2 separate regions of the Homo sapiens genome follow, and region 2 is linked to region 1. A link is a loop called in an ENCODE intact Hi-C map of the cell type or tissue named here. Cell type or tissue: mucosa of descending colon. All regions are shown on one strand. Region 1 has its middle 93 kb from the start of LINC02752. Region 2 overlaps EIF4G2 (eukaryotic translation initiation factor 4 gamma 2).

Evidence for each region. Hi-C counts contacts between places; a loop is a spot of excess contacts. Peaks named below come from ENCODE experiments on the same cell type or tissue, not always from the same donor. Only the 100,000 strongest peaks of a DNase experiment are listed, where the experiment ranks them.
Region 2: a loop joins it to region 1, with 6 times the contacts of the local background. A loop is called at or near these places in 106 of 110 quality-filtered maps.

Annotation. Positions count from the first base shown.
Region 1 is chr11:11,019,560-11,024,559 of GRCh38, forward strand. No RefSeq gene overlaps it. Among named protein-coding and RNA genes, the nearest start is that of LINC02752, 93 kb to the right of the region's middle. In mucosa of descending colon, no CTCF peak of the experiment used is centred here; no DNase peak of the experiment used is centred here.
Region 2 is chr11:10,795,394-10,800,393 of GRCh38, forward strand. EIF4G2 (eukaryotic translation initiation factor 4 gamma 2) reads right to left here. Exons shown (of 22, transcript NM_001418.4): 18 at 4,697-4,955; 19 at 4,159-4,363; 20 at 3,820-4,031; 21 at 3,599-3,720; 22 at 1,661-2,488. The coding sequence ends at 2,423. Among named protein-coding and RNA genes, the nearest start is that of SNORD97, 3.7 kb to the right of the region's middle. In mucosa of descending colon, no CTCF peak of the experiment used is centred here; no DNase peak of the experiment used is centred here.

The DNA of each region.
Region 1 (5,000 bases):
ACACGCAGGAATCATTAGTAGAGGCGGTTGCAACTTGGAGATCTGGCGTGTTGATGGGATTATCTAGTTGGTTTCATTTTATGGGCCTAACTAGAGGCACCTTAGTGTAGTGGTTAGGGACTTGGACTCTGGGGCTGAGAACAGCACTCATCTCAAAGGAAACCCAAGCCTGTGTCAGTCATCTAGTGCAGCATAGCAAGTCACACCAGAGCAGTGGCTTCAAAACAGTTACTTTTCTCTCAAACCTAGGAGTAGATGGTTCAGGTAGGCTCTCTCTTGGTTTTAATGGGGGCTGGGGTCATCTTGCAGCCTTCCTCTAAGTCTGGGCCAGGCCTGGGAACACTCAAGCAACTGGTGGCTGGAACAACAGACAGCCCTCTCTCTCCACGTGGACTTCCTGCAGCCTGCCTCAGACTAGTCGAGGTGATTACCCTGAAGTCAGGGGGTGTCGTTCTTGCCACATTCAACTGAATTCCCTGCAGCAGTCACAGAGGCTGTGAAGATGAACACAGGTGTAACATATATGTCAATAAATGTAAAGTTCTTCAAGCCAGTGCTTGGCACAAAGTAAGTGCCATGTGGAAGTGTTAATAAAATAAAAGAAAAAAGAGAGGCAGGTACAGTGGCTCATACCTGTAATCCCAGTGCTTTGGGAGGCCAAGGTGGGAGGATGGCTTGAAACCTTGGAGTCTGAGACCAGCCTGGGCAACATAGCGAAACGGTCTCTACAAATAATATAAAAACTAGCCAGGTGTCGTGGCACACACTTGTAGTCTCAGCTACTTGGGAGGCTGAGGTGGAAGGACTGCTTGAGCCCAGGAGTTTGAGGCGCCAGCGCACTGTGATAGCACCACAACACTGCAGTCTGGGCGAGAGAGAGCGAGAGAGACAGCGAGAGCGAGAGAGAGATTGATTCCTGAATTTTCTTTTTCTTTCCTTTTCCCTTTCCTTTCGCTTCCCCTTTCCCCTTCCCCCTACCCCCTTCTCCCTTCCCCTTCCTTCTTTCTTTTTCTTTTTCTTTTCTTTCATCTGTCTTACTATGTTGCCTAGCCTTGTCTGAAGCTCCTGGGCTCAAGGGATCCTCCTACCTCAGTCTCTCAAGTAATTAGCATTACAAGCGTGTGCCACTGTGCTAGGCTTAATTCTCGAATTTTCCAGCTTGAGACTTAAATACTTACAAATAGACACGGCCTTTCTAGCTAGTCCATGGAGGGGAACCTGACTCCTCCCAGACTCCACCTGCTGCCACTACTCATGCCTTTCTTTTCACAGCTCTTTCCTTCGCTCCACACAGATCTGCCAACAGCCTATCTGTACCTACGTATCATCAACCATTTGGACTTGCCTTGAACTTACTCTCTCAGTTACTCAGCAATCATGGACAGAGCTCCTCCTATGAGCAGGCCATCGTTAAAGGTGCCAGAGATAGGGAGTGAGGACGTCATCTGCATCTTCTGCCAGCATCTGTGAGTCTGTGGCAGGCCAGCTTGTTAGCTTACAGATAGATAAAAATCTCAGGCCATTCACGGTTGACTCCATGCAGTAGGATATTTAGGATTCTATAAAAACTGACAAGATGAGTGTATGTGTGTGTATAGGGGAAGAGGGTGAGATTTAGAGGAAGGACAATGGATGTGGCATGAGGATGTGTGTGTACATTTGGTGGGGGGCTATCAGAGGAGGCACCATAGGAGAAGTGGTACTTGAGCTGGGGCTCAAAGGTGGCAGGCGCTTTCCAGGCAAACTCCGCAGGGAAGGGCATTTCCAGCAGAAGAACAGAACATATGAGGGCTCAGAGGAAGGTTTGGTGATTATATGCAGTTTGATAAGAGCAGAAAGAGTAGAGAGGCAACTCCAGGAATCCTTCCCAGAATTCCCAAGTTACCCCTTACCCATACTCATGTGGCCTCTGGGAATACTGAAGCTTTGAAGTCAGGTAGAGTTGAACTTGAATTTCAGCCCTGGTACTTAGCTCCTCTGTGACATAACATAAGCCATTTAATCTCTCTGTGCTACAATTTTCATATCTGTAAAATGGGGATAATGATCTTTCTTACAGAAGTAGGTAGGGATAAAATGAAATGATGTGTGAAAGAACCTTTTGGCATTGTGCCTAGCATGTTGTGGTTACTTGGAAATGGTAATTATTACTCCCTTTATAGAGCTGGTGAGTTTATGTATGTGTGTGTGTGTGTATGCATGTGCACATAAATATATGCACATAATCACAGGAAGTTATACGTGGAAGTTTCCTTTCCTCCTTATTGTCTAACACGGTCTCCTTAACACTGAAATAGCTTATGTCACAGCAAATAACGGGAAGCAAATTAATGTAGAGTTAAAAATAAAATTTGAGACCGAACTATACCTCTGCCACTTACCACCTAGGTAATTCTGGTGGGTCACATCCCCTCTCTGAACCTTCATTTTATTATCTGTAAGATGGGAGATATTAAGACATAATTCATAGGGTTGGCATGAAGGTTAAATGTAGTTAATAAATCCAAAGTGACTGGCATGTTCTCAAGTACTCAAAAACTGTTTTTTGGTGATGCAAAATTGCTTTGTGTGGCATAAAACTCTGTGTAAATGTAAGAGATTATTATTTTGTCAAGGCAAGATTCATGTTTTCAAAGGTTAATGGATATTTCAAGTCGAGGTTTCACTTTTCTGCTGACTCTGTTGTTGGAGATGGTGTGGTAGAAGAACAATGCTTTGATTCCCTGTACTATCAAGGGACTAACGTTGTTCTCTGCACTCTGCACAGAGCCCCAAAGCAACCCACCCAACATCACAGCAAAATGCTGCAGGGTCGTTTTGATGTTCCAGGAGGAAAGAGCATGTTGGTTATTGAGTGAAATGTGTTGGAACATGAAACATGGACAGTATAGTAAATAAGTTACATTAGCTGTGAAACATATATAATGATTCTAAGACAATTTAAAATTTGAAATGGAAATTTTCTATAAAACCCATAAATTAAGAAAATTATGAGCGCCATCTTGTGGCAAGATCACCCTTAAACCATCATACCAGAGAACACTCCTTTCCTTAGACAGAACCTCTAACAAAGTCAAAGAACATTCATCCATCCATCCATCCATCCATCCATCTATCCATCCATCCATCCAACAATCCACCCACCCACCCACCCACCCATCTATCCATCCATCCACCCACCCACCCATCTATCCATCCATCCATCCATCCACCCAGCCACCCACCCATCCACCCATGCTGCCATCTACCTATGCATTAATCCATCTAAAAATCTGTTCAGTCATTTGTCCACTTACTCAATATTTATTGAATGCTTTCTATGCTTTGGTTGGAGATATGCCCCCTGCTAACAAGAAGACCACAGGAGGTGATGGCAAATACGGAAAAACCAACAGTCCTGGGGAACCTTGTTGGAGCACATTTAATCCAGTTGTTGTTGTTGTTACTGAAGTAGAGGAGACAGGCAGATAAGTCTTCCCGATGGAAGTGACACCAAAGCTGAGATCTGAAGGATAGTAAGAGTGTGTTATACTAAAGAGGATGTCTCCTGTGTTCATTCTCCTCTTGGGGTGGATGTAGCTGAGAGAATAAGAGAGCTTTAGAGTCCCAATTGAGGTTACTTTTTATGTGCTGTTAGTGCATTGGTGGCCCCTCCAGCCCTCACCTTGGTAGTTATGACAAATCAGAGAGTGTCCAGCAGATAGTGATCAGGGTGGTGGGAGGACACTTAAAGAAATTGGGAAAAGCTGTGAAACGAAGTGCTTGGTAAGTGGACAGATTCTATTGCATAAGATTAATGCTGCCTATTAATATTAGAAGGTATTAATAGCTGCCATTATGTTAGGTTTTTCATTTAATAGAATGTGTTATACCCACATCAGCAGGGCCGTGTCAGTGTGGGCTGTTGGCCAAGATGTGGGAATGGCATCATTATGTGTACCCAGACACGTAATGGTATTCTGCGTTGGGAATCTACTTCTATGATCTGATATAGGTTGTTAATTAATAAATGTATTACAGAAAAAGATGCCCAGCAGCAAACTGGTTACACTGGAGAATGGTTGGCCCAAATCCAAAGGATGAATGTCCTTTGAACATCATTTCATCCTCTGCTCCCTTTGTAGGCACCTGGAATTAATGCTGAGAAGAACTGATGTTTGCCTTAGCAAGGCATATACAGTGGCTTCAGCAGGCCTGGGCAGGGCCTGCAATTTTCAGACCGAGTGCTGCTGAGTTCAGCACACCATCTCTTAACTTTAAACTGTGTGTCCCTTATCCTTTGCAGCACCCTTGCACTATTGTTTCCCTTATGATATAAAAGTATTTGTGTGTATCCATGTCTTTAGTAACAATGAAAACCCATGAAAGGTAGCCCAAAAGGGGTTGTATGTTTCAAGAAAAATGGCAGAAAGCACAGTTCTTTGTGGGATTAAAAAGTATGTGTATGTATTTAATATAAACCAAGTGTGTCTGCATATAAAAGCTTGTCTACCTCCTTCGTTCATATAGCTCTCTTGGATTTTGTGGGTATTTGCTTCAGGACAGGCAGGAACTGTTCTAGGCAGTGGCCCAGAGCGAGCATTACTAACCTTGACTGTCATTCTGTCCCAGGTGGCATCCCCTCCTCAGATCCCAGCGCTGTCCATATACATGCTGGTCACATTTAAAGGGCCATGGATGGGGCTTAAGGGCAAAGCTCTAATATGTCAACAATTTCTTCTAACGGGATCTTGCTTCTCTTCTTTTGTATAGCTCAAGTCAGAAGTAATGTGATGTTTTATTGGGATGGCCTTGGTGTTTTGTTGTCTACACTTAATTATATCTAAAATAATTTGTTTTCTCTGTGGCCAGCAATGGATCTGTGAATTCACCAGTCTGGGTCCTGCCTCTCAGCCTTTGCCACTTCACAACTGGGGCCGGTGGATTTTCAGCTGCAGGCTTGGTCCTCCAGGCCTGTTTTTAATGGTTATGGTGGGAGGAGATCAAGATAACCCAGGGTT
Region 2 (5,000 bases), 220 kb before region 1:
GGGGCAGTAAAGACATGCAATCTTATTTTGAAGTCACCATGAAGTGAATGAAGATTAGTCACTACATGCTGATACTAAAGAAATTGGCAATCATGCAAGGTACATCCCAGTTATACCCAGATACTGCCATTCCACAGTATGGTAGATTATAAAGTACACTGTTAGGTGTCTTTAGAACAAGGTAGCAGCAGTATTATACATTCTCTATGGGTTGAATATTTTGAGTAGCTCTTGACATGTTTGGGGTGGGAAGATTAAAGCATGATTCTGTAAGCAATGACAAACCACTGCGTACCGGGTTTAGTTCATTTTTTATTGAGACGGAGTTTCGCTCTTGTTGCCTAGGCTGGAGTGCAATGGTGCCATCTCGGCTCACTGCAACCTCCGCCTCCCAGGTTCAAGCCATTCTCCTGCCTCAGCCTCCCGAGTCACTGGGATTGTAGACATGCACCACCACACTCAGCTTTGTATTTTTCTAGAAGAAAATAGGGTTTCTCCATGTTGGTCAGCCTGGTCTTGAACTCCGACCTCAGGTGATCCGCCCGCCTTAGGCCTCCCAAAGTGCTGGGATTACAGGCGTGAGCCACTGCACCCAGGCCCAGGTTTAGTTCTAAAACTTCCTTTAGCCTGATACCCTGGCTGAATTAGGCAAATTCTGGCAATAAGAATTGACTAGCTGATCCACCTAACCAGTTGCTCCTTTTGCTAGGTTAAAAATTAGTTTCCTCCCCTTCGTGGGGAGGGTTGGGCAGAGAAACAATTTACAGCCCCTTTAAAATTTAGGTAGGTTCATACAAATCTGTTTAGCTTTAAATTTTGCTGTACTCAAAGTACCCAAAAGCTTATGACTTGTTAAAACTTCAGGGGAAGATGAGTGCCATAATGCAAGATTTAGCTTCCCTGGCCCAAATAAGACAGACACAAAAACATTGATTGGTTCTGCCTCCCACCCACTGGAGCATGTGCAGGCAGCCTCTTCTGACTTCAAGGTTCTAATGGGTTCGGCAGTATGATAGTCTGCCTTGAGGGTCTCCCCAATCACCAAGAACAGGTTCTTAGGTGTTGACATCAACCAGGACTCCAGTAGCACACTTCAAGAGTCCCCATCCATGCCAATGTTAGAAGTAATCCTAGGATTGTCAGAATGTTCCAGGGCTGGAGACAAATCCTTCGTGTGTGTTTTTGGAAAACATGCAGAGGTTTAGTTGAATGAAGTCAATTTTACTGGGACACTGGAATTTTTCCAGAGGAAGCAGGGATCTTCCTGGACATTTGGGGCAGCTACTGGGAATGATGCTTGCAGGACAGCTAAGCTTATCCAGAGATCACCATGTATTTCAGTCTGACAAAAGATAAATTGTCACCAAATTTTAGTTGCTATGTGTAGCTATGTTCCTCCAAATTCATAAGACTTGTGATCTTTGATCATAAAAATCGTTTATATTGGTTAGTTTCAGTAACTCAAAGGAAATAAACACCTTAAATCTTGTGTCTCATCTTGAAGAGTCTAAAAATTCCTTCTGGAACCCAGGCTTGTACAGCAGAAAAACAAAAATTGGGAAGTCCTTAAGTCAAACTAAGGTGGGTCTCCTATACCTCAAAAACAAAGCTGACAATTCTCCCAGACTATGGATGCCATTTACAGCCACACATCACTACATCAAGTATCACAATGTTTATTGATAGATACAAGTATATAAAATCAGGGCATGAACATGACTTGATAAATTAAGTAGACTTAATTTCAATACTATAATAGGAGGGACCAATTCAAATTCTCACCATTTGTTTCACACCCACAAAAACCACTTCAAGGGCATTAACGATCTCTCAAAACTGATCAGTTTTGTGCAAGTAAACCATGTTTCTTTTAAAAAGACTTGTGCACTTGCCCAGGCTCAAGGATATTAAAATCTAGCACATAAAGCCCATTACTAGAGGTAGAAATACAGGCAATATACTATTACGGCAACAACCATCAATTACAGTTAAGAATTTTTCTGTAACAACCAAATGGATAATCAAATATTGCAACAACTCAAGTATTACTGAGCAAAGTGCATTTCTACAGTATTCAGTGTTGCTATTCAGTTTTCTAACTTAAAACAGCCTATGATAACTGGCAGCAAAGAAGGTCCTTGCAATAGACTGCCTCTGCTTGAGAACTTATGATGTAATTATTGCATGCTGCTAATATACTATCTAAACATTAAAGATACTCCTAAAATATTTGATGGTAGACTATGATTAAGACATTACACTACAAAAAAACCTTATGCAGAAGGAAATCCTAACTGACGTGCTTCTGCTTTAAATATTGTGAAAACATTACAGCGGAATGAATTTTCGCAGTGGTTAGGTCAAATGCAGTTACATCATAGCAACAGTATGTTTTGCACAATTTAAGGCTTTGGCTGGTTCTTTAGTCAGCTTCTTCCTCTGATTCTTCTTCTTCAGCAGTTTCTAACCAGGTTAGCCACTGATTCACCTATAAATTAAGATTTGTAAATTAAAATAGTTCATGATATAAACAGAAATCCATCCAAAAAGTTTTAGGTGGTACTACACAGTTTTAGAATATGAAACAAGGATATCCCTACCAACAATTTGTATATTAAGTTAACGAACAGTGGTATATTATCCAGATTTGGGACAACACAGAGCTAAAGATTTAATCCTGCAAGGATGATCCTCGTGAATCTTGTTTATCATCAGCAATAAAAAGGTAGGAAGATGCTGCAGGACCAATGTTTCTCAAGCCTGGGCCCCCTGGAAAACTAGTAGCATGAGAAAGAATCACCTGGATTTTGTACCACAGACCTACTAAACCAGAATCTCTAGGAATAGGCCTGGAACCTGCTTTTTAAACTGCTCTTCAGGTGATTTGAGAGAATGCCCTGATGTTCTTCCCCTAGGGCTACAAGTTCATTCAATAAGAAAAAATCAAATTGTGAGAAATCAGAAACATCTCCTCTTTTTAGAAAAATATATAGTATTTAAACTTTTTTTCTTTTTTTGAGACACAGTCTCACTCTGTTGCCCAGACTAGAGTGCAGTGGTGTGATCTCAGCTCACTGCAACCTCTGCCTCCTGGGCTCAAGACATCCTCCCGAGTAGCTGGGACCAGGACCACAGAACATGTCACCACGTCTGGCTAATTTTTTGTATTTTTTAGAGACAGGGTTTCACTATGCTGCCCAGGCTGGTCTTGAACTCCTGAGCTCAAGTGATCCTCCCACCTCAGCCTCTTAAAGTGCTAGGATTACAGGCATGAGCCACGTGCCCAGCTACAATTTCCTCTTTACTGATGTTTTTAAAAAAGCTTAAATCGAAACTTGTACAGTCACTCCCATGTATATAAGTAGCTATACTCCTTGAAAAGTTAGCTACCTCTAACATCTTATACACCACTAGAATTGATTCATTGTGTAGCTTTACTTAATAATAGCTTCAAATAGTGCAGAATGAAATGTACAGGTGAAGACAAACTACTAACTAGGACTACCTTGCCTGTATTTCAGTTGAAAAAGGCTCTTAACTTGAAGTTAATACCAAGCAAACTGAAGTAAGCAGACCAAATTTTTAACAAAAGACTTACCTGGAACAAAGCCTTGCCTTTTCCCGGAAACTCTTGGGTTATATCTTCTTTCCAAGCCAAGAAAGCTTCTTCTTCAATAATTTCCATGTCATAGAAGTGCACAAAAAAGCGAAGTAACATGCCTTAAAAAAAAAAAAAAAAAGAAAAAAGTAATAAGCCCATTATTTAGTGTTCTGTTTAAGAACTTCCTCACGCCGTTCTTCTGATACAAGTCCTCTCACCTTTTGGGAAGTTGCTGTTATAGCAGTGCACCTGGAGAGCATACAGGGCACTGACTTGTAGATCAACGTGATCATGAAGAAATTTCTGCATTACTGGCTTGAAAGATAGTAGTAGTTGTTTTTCCTGCTCTAACTGTTCTTTGGAAGGAGCAGAGGATGAATCTGTTTCATCGCTGGGGGGGTTTACTTCACTAGAAATGTACTGTAAGAAGCTGGACAGAAAGAGGTCTTGTTAGAACCCAACAGTGAGTTTTCTTGCTCAAGAGACAACTCTTAGTCTCCTACGCTTCTTTTCCAGTACATGAAACATTACCATATGCAGAAAACCATTCGTCTTACCTAGTCATTAAGATGTTCACAAATCCTTTATCTACATGAAGTTTGGGAGAGATGTTATCTTTAATCCATTTATATATGGTTTGAGGGGATGGATCCAACTTTATTTGCTTCAACAGTTCCTTCTCCAATTTGAGGAGTGGGAATAAGAAACTCAGTCCCTTTCCTTCCAAAATCTCCAACATGCGGTCCTTATTCTGATCAATTTCTGAAGAGACAAAGCCACCTGCATCATCTAATAGTTCATTTTACCAAGTTGTCCTGTCCAGAGAGCAGAGCTTCACAAATGATGTCCCCAAGTATGTAAGATCCATGTAGCAGAATAGAGAACCAACCCAGCAAATGAAAAAAACTCAACATACGGATCAAATGAAAGTAGTTAAATTATAAATCTCTCTTTATAGGTGAGATCTGTGGTAATGTTTATCATTATCTGAGCAGGACAATCAGACTGTCTGACCTACATAAATCCACTCAAGGTACCTGAAATCTCTAGATATAATATTAAAAAAACAAAACAAACAAGTCAGCATTCTCTTACCTGGGAGCATTTTCTGCATATTGACCTTGCTTTGTTGAAAAAGTTCTGTTAACCATTCTCGATCTTGTAATTTAGCTAACTGCTGAAGACAAAGTAGGAAGAGAGGAAAATGGGTGCCACTTTCTAGTGGTTGAGCTAGTTCTGAAATGCTCACCAGCTCTGAAATGATGGCACGAGCTGCAAACTGTGCTAAATAGGATTTCACCAAAGGGATGTCAACCTCCAGTTTGGGACACTGGTCCAATACATTCAGGAAAGCCTTGAAAGAAATATACAACAGTTTATCAGTTTTCGAATTTGAGTG